Regions from separate parts of the Mus musculus genome. Here region 2 is linked to region 1. Evidence: chromatin loops called from intact Hi-C (ENCODE). Cell type or tissue: gastrocnemius. All regions are shown on one strand.

Evidence for each region. Peaks named below come from ENCODE experiments on the same cell type or tissue, not always from the same donor. Only the 100,000 strongest peaks of a DNase experiment are listed, where the experiment ranks them.
Region 2: it touches region 1 in a loop (2.9-fold over the local background); 2 of 42 quality-filtered maps call a loop at or near these places.

The regions. Positions count from the first base shown.
Region 1 is chr16:22,104,715-22,112,714 of GRCm38, reverse strand. The region is part of intron 2 of Igf2bp2 (insulin-like growth factor 2 mRNA binding protein 2); the gene reads left to right. Among named protein-coding and RNA genes, the nearest start is that of Igf2bp2, 55 kb to the left of the region's middle. In gastrocnemius, CTCF peaks have their summits at 4,477 (motif pointing left) and 6,514 (motif pointing left); a DNase peak (open chromatin) is centred at 4,416; H3K27ac peaks cover 2,106 bases.
Region 2 is chr16:22,804,038-22,812,037 of GRCm38, reverse strand. It overlaps Crygs (crystallin, gamma S), which reads left to right and starts at 628. Exons shown (of 3, transcript NM_009967.2): 1 at 628-703; 2 at 5,370-5,612; 3 at 6,447-6,835. The coding sequence starts at 683. The coding sequence ends at 6,719. Gm30416 (a long non-coding RNA gene) reads right to left here. Exons shown (of 4, transcript XR_875953.3): 3 at 7,994-8,000. In gastrocnemius, a CTCF peak has its summit at 4,401 (motif pointing right); DNase peaks (open chromatin) are centred at 4,412 and 4,912; H3K4me3 peaks cover 351 bases.

The DNA.
Region 1 (8,000 bases):
CAGCAGTGTAAATTCTTTGATAAAATCAAGTGTATTAAGTCATTGTCACTTTAGCCTTGTCATCCAGTAGTTGTGTCCTTTCACATGCTCAGTGGAGGCAGGAACTCTTGAGTTTTCTATATTGAGTCAGCTAGTGACCGAGAGCCCAGGCATGCTGCTTTGGGTATACTTTCAGCTTTCTGTAGGTCTGTATACTTGTCCTGGTTTATCTCAGGAACAGGTTGCTTCCCTCTGAACTAAACTAGTTTATTTTCTTGGCTTGCTATCAGGAACCTTTGGACATACCATGGCTTTTCATTGCAGTAGAGCATTTGCCTTTTAGTGGAAGCCCACATACAGACTTACTCTGCATCTGATCTCTGGCTGGGTAGGAAAAGGACTTGAAGATTTTCCCTGAGACAGAAGAGATGCCCACAAGAAATAGGCTTGCCGTAAGGCTGCGGGGCCTGGGAGGAGGTAGCCAGCCAGGAGTCACCATAAAGTCGGAGGCTAGCCTGTCAGAGGGAGGACCTCTGGCCAGTCTTCATTCACTCCTTACATCTGTCTCCATGCTAATAGCTTGTTTGAACTCTGGAGTTCATTATCATTGCGAGTGTCTAAATAGTGGGGATTATGCATTTAACTCCCTATTCAACCAAGGACCTCAGCTTCTTAGTGTTTTTTTTTTTCCTCTATGATCTATCTTAAGTTCAGACAACTCATAAATAGACCAATAGACAATAGACCAACCTGGACTTGATATATAAATGTTTAGAGTAAATTGCTGATCTTGGTTTGGCAAGATAGCTCAGTGGGTGAAGGTGCCTGGAGACCTGAGTTTGAGCCCTATAGCCTGTGTGCTGGAAGGAAAGCATAGACTCCCAGTTCCCTGGGTATCCTCAGACCTAACCATCGGGCCTGCACCACAGGACAGGTGTGCACAGGCCCATATAAAGCAATGATAAATTTCTCAATGAGCTCAGGCTGGGGAAAGAGAAGTTCTTAGGTTATAACACCTATTCTTAAATTGCTTTGGTGGCTGACCCCAGGGGTTGTGAGATTTCTGAGCTTGTCTTTGCATGAAGAACCTGGAGAGAGAAGGACACAGCGTTGGATGAATTGGGAAGGGATGGCTGTGAGGAGGGTTGAGGGAGAAACGCATGGTACAGAATTCCCAAAGAAGTAGTCAAAAGTTTTCTTCTACGTGAAAAGACTTGAGAAGAAGTGGGCCGTGCGGTAGTGTGGAGAACAGGTTTTGTTCTGTTGAGACAGGGTCTTCCACTGGAGGCTTGACCTGGAACATGTGTGGACAGTGCCCTCAGATGTGGGGCAGTTGTGTTTCTATCCCTGAGTGTGCTGGTGCAGTCATGAGCTACCACCCGCTAGAGGATACCTTTTATTTGTTCAGTTTTTAATGTGCCATGTGTGTTTGAGTGTGCCGGGCCATGACCTGTGTGCAGAGGGCAGCTTTGGACGTCCACTTCTATACACCCTCACTTGGGTCAGGGTTTGAACTTCATTCTCCAGGCTTGTTTGACAAGTGCCCTTAATCCCCTGTAAAATCCCCTTGATAAAGACAGAAAGAACTTTTGTCAAAACTGGGGACCTCCTTACCTGCTAAAGAAACTGAACTAGTCTCTGTCCAGAGTTTGAAACAATAGCGAAGACCTTGTAAAAACATGATATAATACTCTATTTAGCCAGTCTTCAATCCTAGGGTTTGTGACAGTACTGTAACACAAGGTCAGAGAGAGGTGAGGGATCAGAGTATTAACAGTTTAGAGAGCTTTTACATAAACAACAGCTTTACAATCTACGTGTTTAATTAAGGATTTATTTATGTATATAAGTGCTCTATTTGCATGTATGTCTGCGTGACAGAAGAGAGCATCAGATTCAATTAAAGATGGTTGTGAGCCACAAAGTGGTTGCTGGGAATTGAACTCAGAACCTCTGAAAGAGCAGCCAGTGCTCTTAACAGCTGAGCCATTTCTTCAGCCCCTAAAAATCTAGATTTCTTAATTTACTAGCTAGCTTTCTTTGGGGGTGGGAAGGTCAGGCAGGTGAAGGCAGTTTTGCTCAGTAGATGTTCATAGAACTTCTCCTTTAGGCTGGGGCCGTGGCTTGTGGATAAATCTGAGCAAGTATGAGAACTGGAGTAGCAACCCCAGAACCCACATAAAGCAGGTGGGCCTGACAGCCGCCCATGAGCCCAGCCCAGCAGCTCAGGGCAAGCTAGCTAGCTTAGACTGGCTGGAAATGGCAAGTCCCACCGTCCTTGAGAGAATGAGGAGGACCTGACCTCAGCTTCCAGACATACATGTGTGAGAGCACACATACTCAAGCATGTACACACATGCATACAACACACACACACACACACACACACACACACACACACACACACAGAGTCACATGCAGAATAGTTTGCAGAAGGCTCTCCCTAACCTTGAACCCTGTAACCTTATACCTTTGAAGTCTGCTTTTCTTCTCAGGCCTGCAGGGCAACTTTCTTGTCCTGGCAGTGCACTTTAGAAAGAACAGTGGTGGCTCTGTTCCTTAGGCCCCCTCCCTGGAAGCTCATCTATCTTGCCTGATCCTAACCTGGAACTGAATCCTACCCTTTTTGGGTCATAGTTCATGGGAAAAGGTCAGAGAAGATTGCCTTCCACTAGTCCTCCCTGTAAGTCTATCGAGATGCACGCTGAGGGTGCAGAGCACAGGCGTCTCAGTAAACCTAGGTTACTTTATTAAGAAGTAGAATTTTTATTTTTTTTTATTTTTATTTATTTATTTATTTTTTGCTGGATGAAAAGTTTAGTACCCTGCGTTTGATGAAAAGATGGAAACTGATCCCATCTCTTAGAAACAGTGACTGGCAGCCTGCAGCCTGCAGAGCACAGCTTCCTCCCTCCTCACTGCCTTCTCTCACTTCTTACAGTGGGAAGTTACTACCTTTTACTCAACCCCTACACACACACACACACACACACAAGAGAGAGAGAGAGAGAGAGAGAGAGAGAGAGAGAGAGAGAGAGAGAGAGAGAGAGAGAGAGAGAGAGAGGTCTTTCCCCTCCCCATAAACAGGATTCCTGGAGAAACCTTCATTCTTTGCTGTCTCTTATTTCAATGGAAGCAGTGGGGCAGGCTACAGATTCCTCTCTTTAGAATAGTTCCTCTTATCAGGACATCAGAAACTCCCAATTTAACTGCTGTTATAATTTAGTGTATCTCCTCCCATATTTTTGTTTGTTTTAATTACACTATTAAGGCATGCACATGTTCATGCATGGTGTTGTAGACTTTTATGTCAACACTTGGAGTTGATCACGGATTTGAGCTACCCTTGGACTCCTGACCTCTTGGGAAACCGCACTACCTAGAGTGTTTCCTTCAGGGTAAGGGCGTGCATTGGTTACAGAAAGATGTTGACAGATCAGAAGGAATTTAAAGAGGAGCTGGCACTGTTGGAAAGTATAGCCAAAGGGCACTGAAAGAGATGTTTGATGGCCGTTAAGAATGAATGTGAAGGGGGCTGGTGAGACAGATGGCTCAGTGGGTAAAAGCACTGACTGCTCTTCTGAAGGTCCTGAGTTCAAATACCAGCAATCACATGGTGGCTCACAACCACCTGTAATAAGATATGATGCTCTCTTCTGGGGTGTCTGAAGACAGCTACAGTGTACTTACCCATAACAATAAATAAATCTTTGGACCGGAGGGAGCAGAGATCCTGAGTTCAATTCCCTGCAACCGCATATGGCTCACAACCATCTGTACAGCTACAGTGTACTCATATACATAAAATAAGTAAATAAATCTTAAAAAAATGAATGTGAAGGACACAAGCACCACATCTTTGCAGTTATCAAAACAGGAATTAAAAATGAATGCTGCACATGAAAATGCTATAACATAACCCAAGACTTCACGCACTAACCTAAAATACTAATTAAAAAAAAATCATGTATGTCTGAGAGTTTTGTTGGCTGCTGGCAGAAGTCAGAAAACGGCATTGGATCCCCTAGAACTGGAGTTAGCTGTGGGCTGCTGTGTGGGTGCTGGGAACTGAACCCAGGTCCTCTACAAGAGGCGACCAGTGCTTTTAACCACCAAGCCAACTAAAACTTAGCTCCTAAAATTAATTTTTAAAAACCTCTAAAAGAAAAAACAGTGTTCAATGTAAAAAAAAAATCATCTTATTTTTATGGTAAAATTTATTAGCTTGAGAATTAAAGTCCTAAAGGAAGTGGGAAAAGCTGTGTAGGAGCCGCTCTGAGCTGCTGAGGGCTCTTGTAGTTCTAATTTTGAAGGCTGAGGTCATGCCTGCTCTTCCCAGCATGGATTTGTCACCTAGTTCTGATTACACAGTTTTGCATATCAGGGTCAGAAGGTGGAGTCTGGTTGCAGTTGGGGGGAAGCCAGGCTGACTCAGCACGATGTCACAGAGAATGTCATGAGCATTTGGGTGTTTTAATTCTATCAGCGTCTCTCTCATGGTGCCCCCTGCTGGGATCTCAGATTATAAACAAGATAGGAGTGTAGCGATAGATAAACTGCCACACTTGGTGAAGTGCAGCAGTAGGTTGCTTACGCAGTTCAGTTGCCCTTGAATCGTCCCTGCATGGGTATGGAACAATCTTGTACATACTGCCAGCGGAGGGGACAGACACCAGGGCTGACACATAAAACCTTAGGTTAAAGCTGCCAAGAGAAGAGCATACAGGATCAGAGCCTTGGCTCTGGCAGCCTTATTAAGCCAGCTTTAGCCACCCAACCACCTCTATAGGCCAATTAAACAAATAATTATGAAAAGTAGAAAAAGAGGTTTATTCAGTGTGGCCACATTAGGAGGAAGAACAGAGATCCAGAGAGAGAACTCTCCCTCCGGCCATCTCCCTGTCCTAACATGCAATTTAGGTTTAAATAGCAGGCAGGAGGCATGAATGAATAACTATCAGTCCTAGGAAAGGCGTGACCCACCCCATCGCTGCAGTTAGAGCACCAGTCTGTCAGACTGAAATCAGCTCACCCTGTGGCTGGAACCAGAGTCCGAGTCTTTGCATTTCCTAGCATGGGACTCCTGGGAACCCCGATGTCTTGGGTCTATTGTGACAACAGTCTTATAGCCAGGGACAGGAGGCAGAAGTGTCTTGTAGGATACCTTTATTCCTGCCTGGACAATTGCACGGTCACCTTGGCATTGTCTCTGCTTTGTGGCAGTCAGGCAAGGGAGGTACCCATCAACTCAGCAGAAACCTGAAGGGCATGTGGTACCTGTCGGGAGGGAGCCATCGGGAGCCCACTGCTGCTCTTGGAAGGAACTTAGCTGGCATGCCAGTCCTAATGAGGACTGTTCTGGATCCAACCAGATGTGGGGGCAACCTACTTTATAATCTGGTTATTTTGATCTAACAACAGTATTTTAATAGGTGACCTGAGGGTCCACTGAGTAAAACTTCTGGGTGCGAGCAAGCCAGCTAGTTTTCAGAGGAGTCTTTTTGGTGTGAGCAGTGTAGTGTGGTCAGGGTGGAGTTAAGGATGTGTGTGCCCGTGGCTTAGATTCATCTGTTCCCACACTGTTCACCTCTAGTGCTTCCTTAGTCACTCACTTTTTGAGTGTCAATTTGGGGACATGTTTGGAATCTGGTGATGACCATGGAGGTAGACCTGGGGATGAAGCAGGTTTCTGAGACTTACAGCTCCGAAGCAATGTTATGAGTGTTTAGTGACCAAGAGTCTTCAGCTTTTTTGACCTCATACCTATTGTATTTTCCCAAAAGAGCCCTGTAATTAAGCTCTTTACCAAGGTCTTGGCTTCAAATTAGACATACACGTGATAACAGAGATAAAGAAATATCATAAAACCCAAGAGAACATGATCTCCCTGGCCTTGGGCAGATCAGTCTTTTTCCTTCTTCCTTCTTCTAAAAGGAGTTGATACTTTTGATTTTTGTTGTTGTTGTTTGGTTTGGTTTGGTTTTTCGAGACAGGGTTTCTCTGTATAGCCCTGGCTGTCCTGGAACTCACGCTGTAGACCAGGCTGGCCTCGAACTCAGAAATCCACCTGCCTCTGCCTCCCGAGTGCTGGGATTAAAGGCGTGCGCCACCACGCCTGGCCTCTTACTTATGACTTTTTTAAAAAGATTTATTTATTTATTATAGTACACTGTAGCTGTCTTCAGACACTCCAGCAGAGGGCGTCAGATCTTCTGACTTACGGATGGTTGTGAGCCACCATGTGGTTGCTGGGATTTGAACTCTGGACCTTTGGAAGAGCAGTCAGTGCTCTTACCCACTGAGCCATCTCACCAGCCCTTACTTATGATTTTTAAGATAGGGTTTACTTATGTGATCCTGGCTGGAAGGAGTTGATACTTTTTGTCTGTTGGTAGAATTTACTAATACATACTGAGTGAAGACATTAGCCTGCACACCGACAGATGCCGATTGCCCAGGGCCAGAGAGACTCTGGCAAAGAGAGGGCTTTCCTCTGGCTGCAGAATCTGTAAGGAGAGTTGTGCCCCCTTGTGACAAAGATGTTAAGAGTCAGACAGTCCTAAAGTTCTTGTGATGCTCGAATACTTGACTCTTTTCTCAGTAACTGAACAAATCCTTAAACTGCAACATGGACATGTTACTTATCGCCAAGTTTGCAAATGTTCCTTTTTTTCCATCCCATTCCATCTATACAGAGTCTGTATGTTTTTAAGGGGTAGACATTTATGTTTATTTCATTTATTTTGTTCTGATTGAATATCTGTTAAATCTGAGCAAAACACCAACAGTCCAGCCTCTCCCTTGGTCCACAGTGTGTTATGTAGGCGGGATTAGGTACGTGCTGACATTTCTCTTTTAACTCTTCCTCATTTAAACTGGTTAGTGTCTTTCCCCATTGTTGTTGGGTCCCACTTTCCCCGAAACATACAGAAGTTGGGAAGGTAGGGCATTTGTGTGCACACACACACATGCATTTATATGCACCACATGAATGTAGGTGCCTAGAGATCAGAGGTCGCTGCAGCCCCTAGAACTGAACTACAAGTGACCCAGCGTCCTCTGCAAAGCAGTAAGTGCTCTAAACCACTGAGCCATCCTTCTAGCCCCATGAATAACTCCTAATGTACTTCTGCTTTAAAAGCATTGATGACTGACTGCAGGATGTTACCGCTGAAAAATAATGGATGGCTGAGCAGTTCAGAACTTGCAAGTGTTGACATACTATGTTAGTGTCATGAAACTACACACTTCCTGCTATGTGACCACTCTCGAAACCTCCAGGTATGGGGAGGCTATAGGCTCGTGACAGTATACATGTGTATTTGAAATTCTAAGTTCCACTTGAGATGGCAGATTTCAGCATTGGAGGCAAATGCATGTGTTTTGGTTTCCTCAGAGTAACAACTTCGCTTTGTTCATTTTCAAGAAATGCCTGTCACATACCCAGTTCTAAGTGCCCACCATTGCTAGTCTCTGTTAGTAGATTTGGATTTTCAGACAGAAAGCGGCTCCCAACTTCCGATTGTCCCCACTCTCCGAGCCGTCTTCCCTGTACAGCAGGGGTCTGTGTCCATGCTTTTGTTGCATTGCCTTTTTCTGTGTGTGAATTTGACTCCAGAGTCTACATATTTAAGCTTTAATAATTGTTGCTGCTTCAACAGCATATGACAGCAGGACTTTATGACACGTCATACAGCCCAGTGCCCATGTCTCCAATCAGGTCGTGGCACCTGTAGTTGGATTCGCTGTTTATTTGTACAACCTTTGCAAATATCAGCAAGTGGGAAACATTTTGACATCTTGGCATAATGAGGAAATAGTTTTATCCGTGTGGACTCCCAAAAGGGTCATGGGGATCCCAGCTCCCTTCAGATTACTCGGAACTGCAGGAATTATTGATGAAAGGTAATTGGTGTCTCTAGAGTGTGAGTTTGAATCTTGCTTCTACTTCCTATTGGCTGTGACGTTAGGAGGCTGCTTGGCCTTGCTGTTAACACTGCCTGTCACTAACTGGGTGTGAT
Region 2 (8,000 bases), 700 kb before region 1:
CTACCATTTGCCATACTTGGACTTCTGCTCTCTATCATTGTCTTTAAAGCTTAGGAGTAGTCTCCGACATTATCTTACTCCTAAACATACTAGCATGCACCTATCAAAAACAGACATTTTTCTTACCTAGTTTTATGGCAGTAATCAAATTTGAGTCAAACATTGATATATCTAACATAATCCACACTTAAATGTTTTTTGTAGTGACTCCCAACCCCCACCCCCATGAGCACTCATGACCCTTAGTTCTTAGTGAATTTGTTTACCCAGAAATCAAGGATGGTCTTTGGTTTCTTCTGCAGGCCCTCTGTTGAATAAAACAATGTTAGGAATGTCCAAGAGGTCATTGGCTGAGAAAACAAACTGCACAGAGAAAATCTTGGTTTTGAATTTTTTAAACGTTTGGCTGGGTTTTGGGTGCCTTGATTCAGCAGAGCCTACAATGCAGTAGGGCTGGGCGAGCATTACAGGGGCCACAGAGCTCTCCTTTATTTCATAATCCCAATTGTTTTTCTAGCAACCATCAATAGACTCTAAATGACTGACTCAAATTTTGGATCCAATTCTCATGACTAAGCAGATGTTTGATTTGAACTGCCCTCTATAAATGTCCCTCTGCCTGTAGTCCTGGAGCTGCCCTGGATCTCTCTCAGTAGTGCGGGAATCAACCTTTGCACATACAATGTCTAAAACTGGAGGCAAGGTAAGTAACTGTTTCTCATCCAGGGGCACGTTCAAAGCAGAGCTGTTGCTTCACTGCCCTGAGATGAGTAAACTAGTGCTTGAGGGACAATCCTGGGGAGAGAAGATGGAAAAGGCTTGTTTTCTAGTCAAATAGAATCATCTAACACCACGTTAAAGAGTTACTGTTAGTGATGGATGCTGTGCTAGGTACTACATGAACCGTTGCAAGGGCTGCCTTCCGGCAGCTGGAGATGTAAATCTCACAGGAGTGGAACATGGCAAAGACTACAGTAGAAAACATCAGTAGTCAGCATTCTTTTCTCGGTAATTTAGCCTCACATGCTACTGTTCCAAAAGGCCAGCGGAGAGGCCAGGCCAGTGAACTAAATCTTACAGCACTTCTGCATTCAAGTGGTTCTTGTTTCTAGGCAGAATCTTCACCAACGTTTGACCCAACTGCTTGTCGGAAGGTGATTGCTCAGGGGGTTTGCTTCTGTAGTAGTCAATAACTCTGGAGGGCCGAGGCACTGTGCAGTGCCTGATCCCCCCACTGGGCCCCGCCAACTCTTTGCTTTTAGATTTACTAATCTTGGAAGACTTAAGAGAAATATGCAGTGAATCCAATTGTTAACATTTGGTGAATCTCCATTGTACCATTTGAAAAGTAGCTGACTTCATTGCATTGATGACAGATATTTAAATACGTATCTCCTAAAGACAAAGTTCCCCCCCCCCTTGAATAAACAGATCCCCGACATCCAGATCATACTTCGCCTCTCCAGTTGACCCCAGAAGTGTGGGTGATAGAGCACGTACGGTCACATGGTGTGGGTGATAGAGCACGTACGGTCACATGGTGTGGGTGATAGAGCATGTACGGTCACATGGTACATGCAGTTAGTTGATTATTTGTCTTTGCTCCGGGTCTTTCCCTCTCCTGAGCCTGTACCACAGAGTCTTCAGCTTTTGTTGTTCCTGAGACATGGACACTTTACAAAGCTCAGGCCAGGTGGGTTGAAGAAACCCCATCTAGATTCATCTTACGGTTTCCTCATCTTTAGACTGTGGCTAGCAAGAAGTTATGCAGGTGATACTGTATGCTTTCCAGTGCATGGGGTTAGGAGGTGGCTGTTAACCTAAGGTTCTGTGCCTGAGCACTTTTTCCTCAGTTGACAGATACAGCACACATCCAGACAGACAGATGTCCAGTGCTGTAATATACATCACTTGGTCCTACTGAAAAGTCTGAAGAGCCTTGAGGGAAGGCTGATGCATAGACATCATGTAAATAAATACCCGTTCTTTCTCTCTACCCTTCTGTTCTCACCATCTTGTCACTGGATTGATCAGCGGCACCATGGGCTCAGCAAGAACAACAGGTTTTGTTAGGCATATTTTCATTAACCACTGAGATAATCGAGATATTTTTCTTTCTGCTTGGGTTGGTAGGCTATTTTTCAAAACTAAATGTGACAGGGATTTTATAGTGATTTCTAGGAAAACCAGCATTTGATGTTGATTTTTTTTCTCTTCCAAATTTTATGTGAAAAGACCACAATCTCTCCATTGGCTATAGAATGGATGGATATAGACTGGATGGCTTCCACATTTCTTTTATAAGTAGGAATTGTGCATAGATGGAGCAGCCTTCATCCGCTGAACAGAGAGTTTGGGCTGGAGCCCAGAAACGACTCCATTAAGAACAAATGCACACTTGGTTTGACATGGAATGGCTGGCTAGCCTGGGAAGGTATCCAACATGGTGGCCCTGTGCATATTTCATGTCCCGGACATTGGTATAAGGCAAATGTGCAGATGAGGCATAAATGTTGGGAATCAATGAACTAAAACACATCCCATATTTTCTTTAGCTCTCACAAAATCATTTTTGGCTCAAAAGTCAATTCAGCATAGAGATGAAGTCCTGTAGAACCTGTCCGTTCTTGGAGAAGTTACTGGATTTTCTTGAAGATCCCTTCATCAGTCACAATACAAAGGCTCATGAGTGCAGGGCCAGTCCCACCAAGTGTTCAGAGAGCAAATGCTGCCTTGTTAAGTCACATCATGTGGGTGGGAAGATGGAAGAAAGAGAAAATGGCCCACATAAACTCGACACTCTACAGGCTATAGCTATCCTTGAATAGGTAGTGGCCTTTGGAAATTATCTCTGTCCGTAACAATGAGAACAGCTTGCTCTTTAAAGTATTAATCCTTGGCTGCCTAAATATGACCTGCACAAGGACAACATTAACAGACATGCTAAGGTGAAAGGAGGAGAGCTCAGGGGACCTCAGCCCTAACCAAAGAATTACAGGCAACTAAGGAATTCGGAGAGCAGAAGAAACAGGCTGCCCCAGAGAAGAGCACGCCAGTTGGTTACCCAGTACCAAACAGCCCTGAAAACACTTAACATACAGACTAAACCAGATGTATTTTAAATGGTTTTTCAAATGTGTTTCACAGTTTTGCACATGGGTAAAATGTACTTTGGTCACATTCATCTCCCATTCTCCCATTCCTCTTCCACGCCCAGCAAGCCTCTTTCCTGTATCCCGCTTCCTAGCTTTGTGTAGGGTGTGCTAAGGTGTGTGTGTGTGTGTGTGTGTGTGTGTGTCTGTCTGTCTGTCTGTCTGTCTGTGTGTGTGTGTGCCCCATTGCATGTCATTAGGGTTTCTTGCCTGAGCATGGCTGTGAGTTATTTACTTGAGCAAGACAGCTTGGAGGGGTGGTTCTCAACCTGTGGTGATCACAGATACCATGTATATCAACTATTTGCATTCCGATTCATAACAGTAGCACAGTTACAGTTACAAAGTTAGCAACAAGATGATTTAAAGGATGAAGGTCACCACAACATGAGGAACTGTATCAAATCTTCAGAGCATTAGGAATGATGAGAACCAATGTCTTCTCCACCCAGAAATATGACTCTCCCTTTCCCAGGATCCATTTAATTGCCTGTAGCTCCTCCAGCTGGGTAAGCCCCTTCTTCATTGGCAATTTTGAGTCAAGTATTATACTTGACTACTATTTTACCCTCAGGCCACCCTCTGTAGAAAGGCACTGTTACTTTGTTTTGCAGATTTGGAAGGCTCGATGCTCTGTTCAAAGTCACATAGCTAGTAAGCGGTGCTGGAATTTTTTCCCTCTCATCTGTAAACAGGTATCATATACCTCTAACTCACCTGTGCTAAACTGAGCGAGGGAGCAGAAAAACAAAATTGAAGAGAGGAAATGAAATGAGTGTGTGTGTGTGTGTGTGTGTGGTTTTGTTTGGTTTTTTTAGGGAACAGGAAATAGAGGTGAGAGAATCGGGACAGGAAGGGAACCGGAAGGATTAAGGCAGAATGAAACAACTCTGGGTGTGCCACCTGCTGAAGAGTCACCCAGGACTGAAGAAAGGATCGTGTGCCCTTTGGGAATCTGTGCATTCTCTCCATCTAATGAGTCACCACCCCCTGGGCTCCTTGAGAGTGCTCTCCCATTGCAGCTCCCTGCGTTATCCTCTTGCTCTTGGCGTTTACAGGCACGAGGGAACCCCAGACGCTCACTATTCCCTAGTTCCTATGGTAGGCTGTGTGCCTCACGTATTTTATGCATCTTTATCGTCTTGTGCTCTTTGCTTCTGGAAAGCTACTTACCCTGCTAAGCTCACCAAAAAAATCGAGGACTACCTGCCTCTGCACCTTTACGACGACGCTTTTCTGCCAAGCCGATAAATCAAATCAGCCACAAGGTGGCAGCATAACGCCAAGAAATTAACACTTCTCCCTTTCCTAATAATTAGTATTTTTCTGATTGAGGCATTACTGATCAACGGGGGGGGGGGGGGACCTATTTTTTTTTTTATTTCACAGTGATATTCAGAAACGATTTATGAACCCCCAGTGTTCCTATCAGGTGTCCCCGATTTCAACTAGAAAGCATTCTGAGCTCTGGTTTGAATTACTATACATTTACAGTGAGTGTATTTGGGTCATGCTTTTGGACCAGTGGGAAACCGACGTCCCCAGGAATGCCTTACTGGATATCCTGGATCCCCAGGATAGCCGGGCTGATTCAGCAGGAGTAGTTCAAGAGCACGGGCTTATGTCTGGCTCTCCGTGGCAACTTGTTCCCAGTGCCACAAGACACTCCAGGTCCTGTGGTAGAAACTGGTAAGACTTCGAAGCAAAGAATACTTTTGCCTCAATCTCTCCGAATTGCAGTCATGATGTGTTTTCGTCTGTACCTGTGCCCATTCATGACGTGGTCATCTTCACGGCGCATTTGTTGAGGCGTTGTTGGCTGTTTCTGGGTCCAGGTGATCTGTAGTCTTTACCCTTGGGTCCAAGTCTTTACCCTTGGGAGAATCTAAGAGGAGTCTGGTGGGCGGGCGGGTCCGGCGCATAAGCAGACATTTATAATATACTGTGGTAAGTAGAGGGCTATGGGAACTTTAAATATGCCACTTGGTCCAAAACTACTGGCTTCTATCAGGACATTCTTTTATTCTGTTCCATTTTAAGAAAGTTCTTGTCCCATTTGTTGATAAGATTGCCAGAAGCCAAATGTGAGGTAAAGTAGAACTGTGTGCTTTTCTTCACAGTAGAAGGAAAGCCAATCTAATTCGACAGTGTGCTTGTCGCTTTTATCTGTGTGCAAAGCCGCCCAGCTCCTCAGCTCACTCAGTGCTCTGTGTGCAGATTAGTTTCTACGAAGACCGAAATTTTCAAGGCCGCCGCTATGACTGCGACTGCGACTGCGCAGACTTCCGCTCGTACCTAAGTCGCTGCAACTCCATTAGAGTAGAGGGAGGCACCTGGGCTGTGTATGAAAGGCCCAACTTCTCCGGGCACATGTACATCTTACCCCAGGGCGAGTACCCTGAATACCAGCGTTGGATGGGCCTTAATGACCGCCTGGGCTCTTGCCGAGCTGTTCATCTGGTGAGTCTGGAAGCTTGCTATGTGGCCACGACCCCGCATCTTTCCTTCCTTTCGTTTTTTTGTTTTGGTTGTTGTTGTTGTTTGTTTGTTTTCTTGTTTTGTTTTTTCGAGACAGGGTTTCTCTGTGTAGCACTGGCTGTCCTAGAACTCACTTTGTAGATCAGGCTGGCCTTGAACTCAGAAATCCGCCTGCCTCTGCCTCCCAAGTGCTGGAATTAAAGGCGTGTGCTACCACGCCTGGCTAAGATTTTGTTTTTATGAGTGTGTGTGTGTGTGTGTGTGTGTGTGTGTGTGTGTGTGTGTGTGTTCGCACACATTTGCATGCAGGTACCCTCAGAGGCTGGGGAAGGGTGTTGGCTCCTCTAGAGCTGGAGTTAACAGGCAGATTAGATATGGGCTGCTGGATGGAGCTTTTGGGAACTGAACTCGGTCTGTTGGTAGAGCTGCATGTACTTAACTGTTGAGCTATCTCTCCATCCACTCCCGTCTCCCCACAGCCCTTTCCTAAGTCTTCCTACCTCTTCTTCGTTGAATGAAATAAGAATCTTAGTTTACTTCATCAGTAGACTAAATGGCATTACTTCTCAGCCTCGTGGCTGAGATCAAGTAGAGAGTAAATACTAGTTGTTCAAGGACTCTCTCTCCCTCATAGATGTTTATCGCAATTGTGCTAGTCCACCCTTTTGGTATTTCATGGTGGCAACCAGAGTTCTGATGACCCTCCCTTAAGGATGAGAGGCTGTGCACCAAGCTGTCCCCGAGTTCCTGACATGCTAATGATTTCTGTAACAATGGCTGTTCATTTCTTTTTGTTGGTCTTGTTGTTGCTTTCAGTCTAGCGGAGGCCAGGCTAAGATTCAGGTCTTTGAAAAGGGCGACTTCAACGGTCAGATGTACGAAACCACGGAAGACTGTCCTTCTATCATGGAGCAGTTTCACCTGCGAGAGATTCATTCCTGTAAGGTGGTAGAAGGCACCTGGATTTTCTATGAGCTACCCAACTACCGTGGCAGACAGTATCTTCTGGATAAGAAGGAGTACCGGAAGCCCGTCGATTGGGGTGCGGCATCCCCCGCTATCCAGTCGTTCCGCCGCATTGTGGAGTGATGGCCTGGAGTGGGACCATAGAGTTCTCCCTGAGGGCTGAACTTGAGGGCTGAACTCTGCTGTCTGGCTTGTGGTCCAAATAGACAACGTAAATAAAAGCATTGGAATGCATCCCATCGTTGACTATTGTGCCTCTTCTTAATTGCTTTTAGGGACCAGCAATTGGGCTCCCTCCACAGTGGGCATTTACACGGAGCAGTTCATCTTTCAGATAAGAAAGTGCATTCAAGTAAGACTGCATAGAAGGTTAGGAAATCTCACTTCCACATAGAGGCTCTTTCTGTTTGTGTTTTGCATTAACTCAACAACACCAAAAATCGGAGCTGCCCTTTACGGAGCGCACCTATACTAATGATCTGTTTCTTCTCACCCCACCCTTTAAGAATAGTAGTCTGTCTACACGTTACAATTAAGAAAACTGAGACGTAAGAAAACATTTTTAAAATGGATCGCATCCACCATGTGGCCAATAGCAGTAGAGCTTTGTTGAAGACATTTCGGTTTCAGAAGCCACTGTTTAATTTCCAGCTCATTCATTCAGCTCAGTAGCTGGAGGTCTGAGTGCAGTGTGAGTGAGGGAAGGACCCCAACCAATGTAAAATGTGGGGGTGTAGGCTCCCACTTCAGCTTCTCTCCAGAAAGAGGATCCTTATGGACAACAAGCAATAAAACCAGGCCTGTTACTTGTGAGTAGCCAAGCCACGGCCTAATGTCCCTCAATTAAGATCCAGATGTTGTGGGTTTGCAGTAAAAGAACTCACTGCGGTATTTGAAAGGAAGTTGGACAGTCTTGAGGCTCACTGAGTCCTGGTGCAGACACAGCATCCATCCCTAGAGTGCTAGAGGGTATTTGAGATTTCAGGGAGATGCTCAAATTACCTGCCTTTTAAAGAGATGACAAAGCTCATGTCTTCTAGGGTCTTTCCCCCAAATGACACATTAAATGCCAATGCATACTACATATCTATAATCTTCTCATGTAGCCAGTAGGACTTTGAGAAATGTAAGGCAGATGCACACTGAGGGGAAAGGATGGGACACTGCACACAGCTGCTGAGGGCCCCAGCCCCGTAGTTGACTGGACTGTCAGTTCTGGACCTTGCCGCTCTGCCAAGAAGCTAACTCACCTCATCTCCCATATAAGAGCCCCACACCAACTGCTCACCACTGAACACATTGGGCCAGAAAGGACACTGAAAACATTGGCCAATACCCAATGTTACTGACATGGTTTTTAGAAGAGCTGTCTCTGGCAATGACCTCAGAGATCTTACCAGTCAC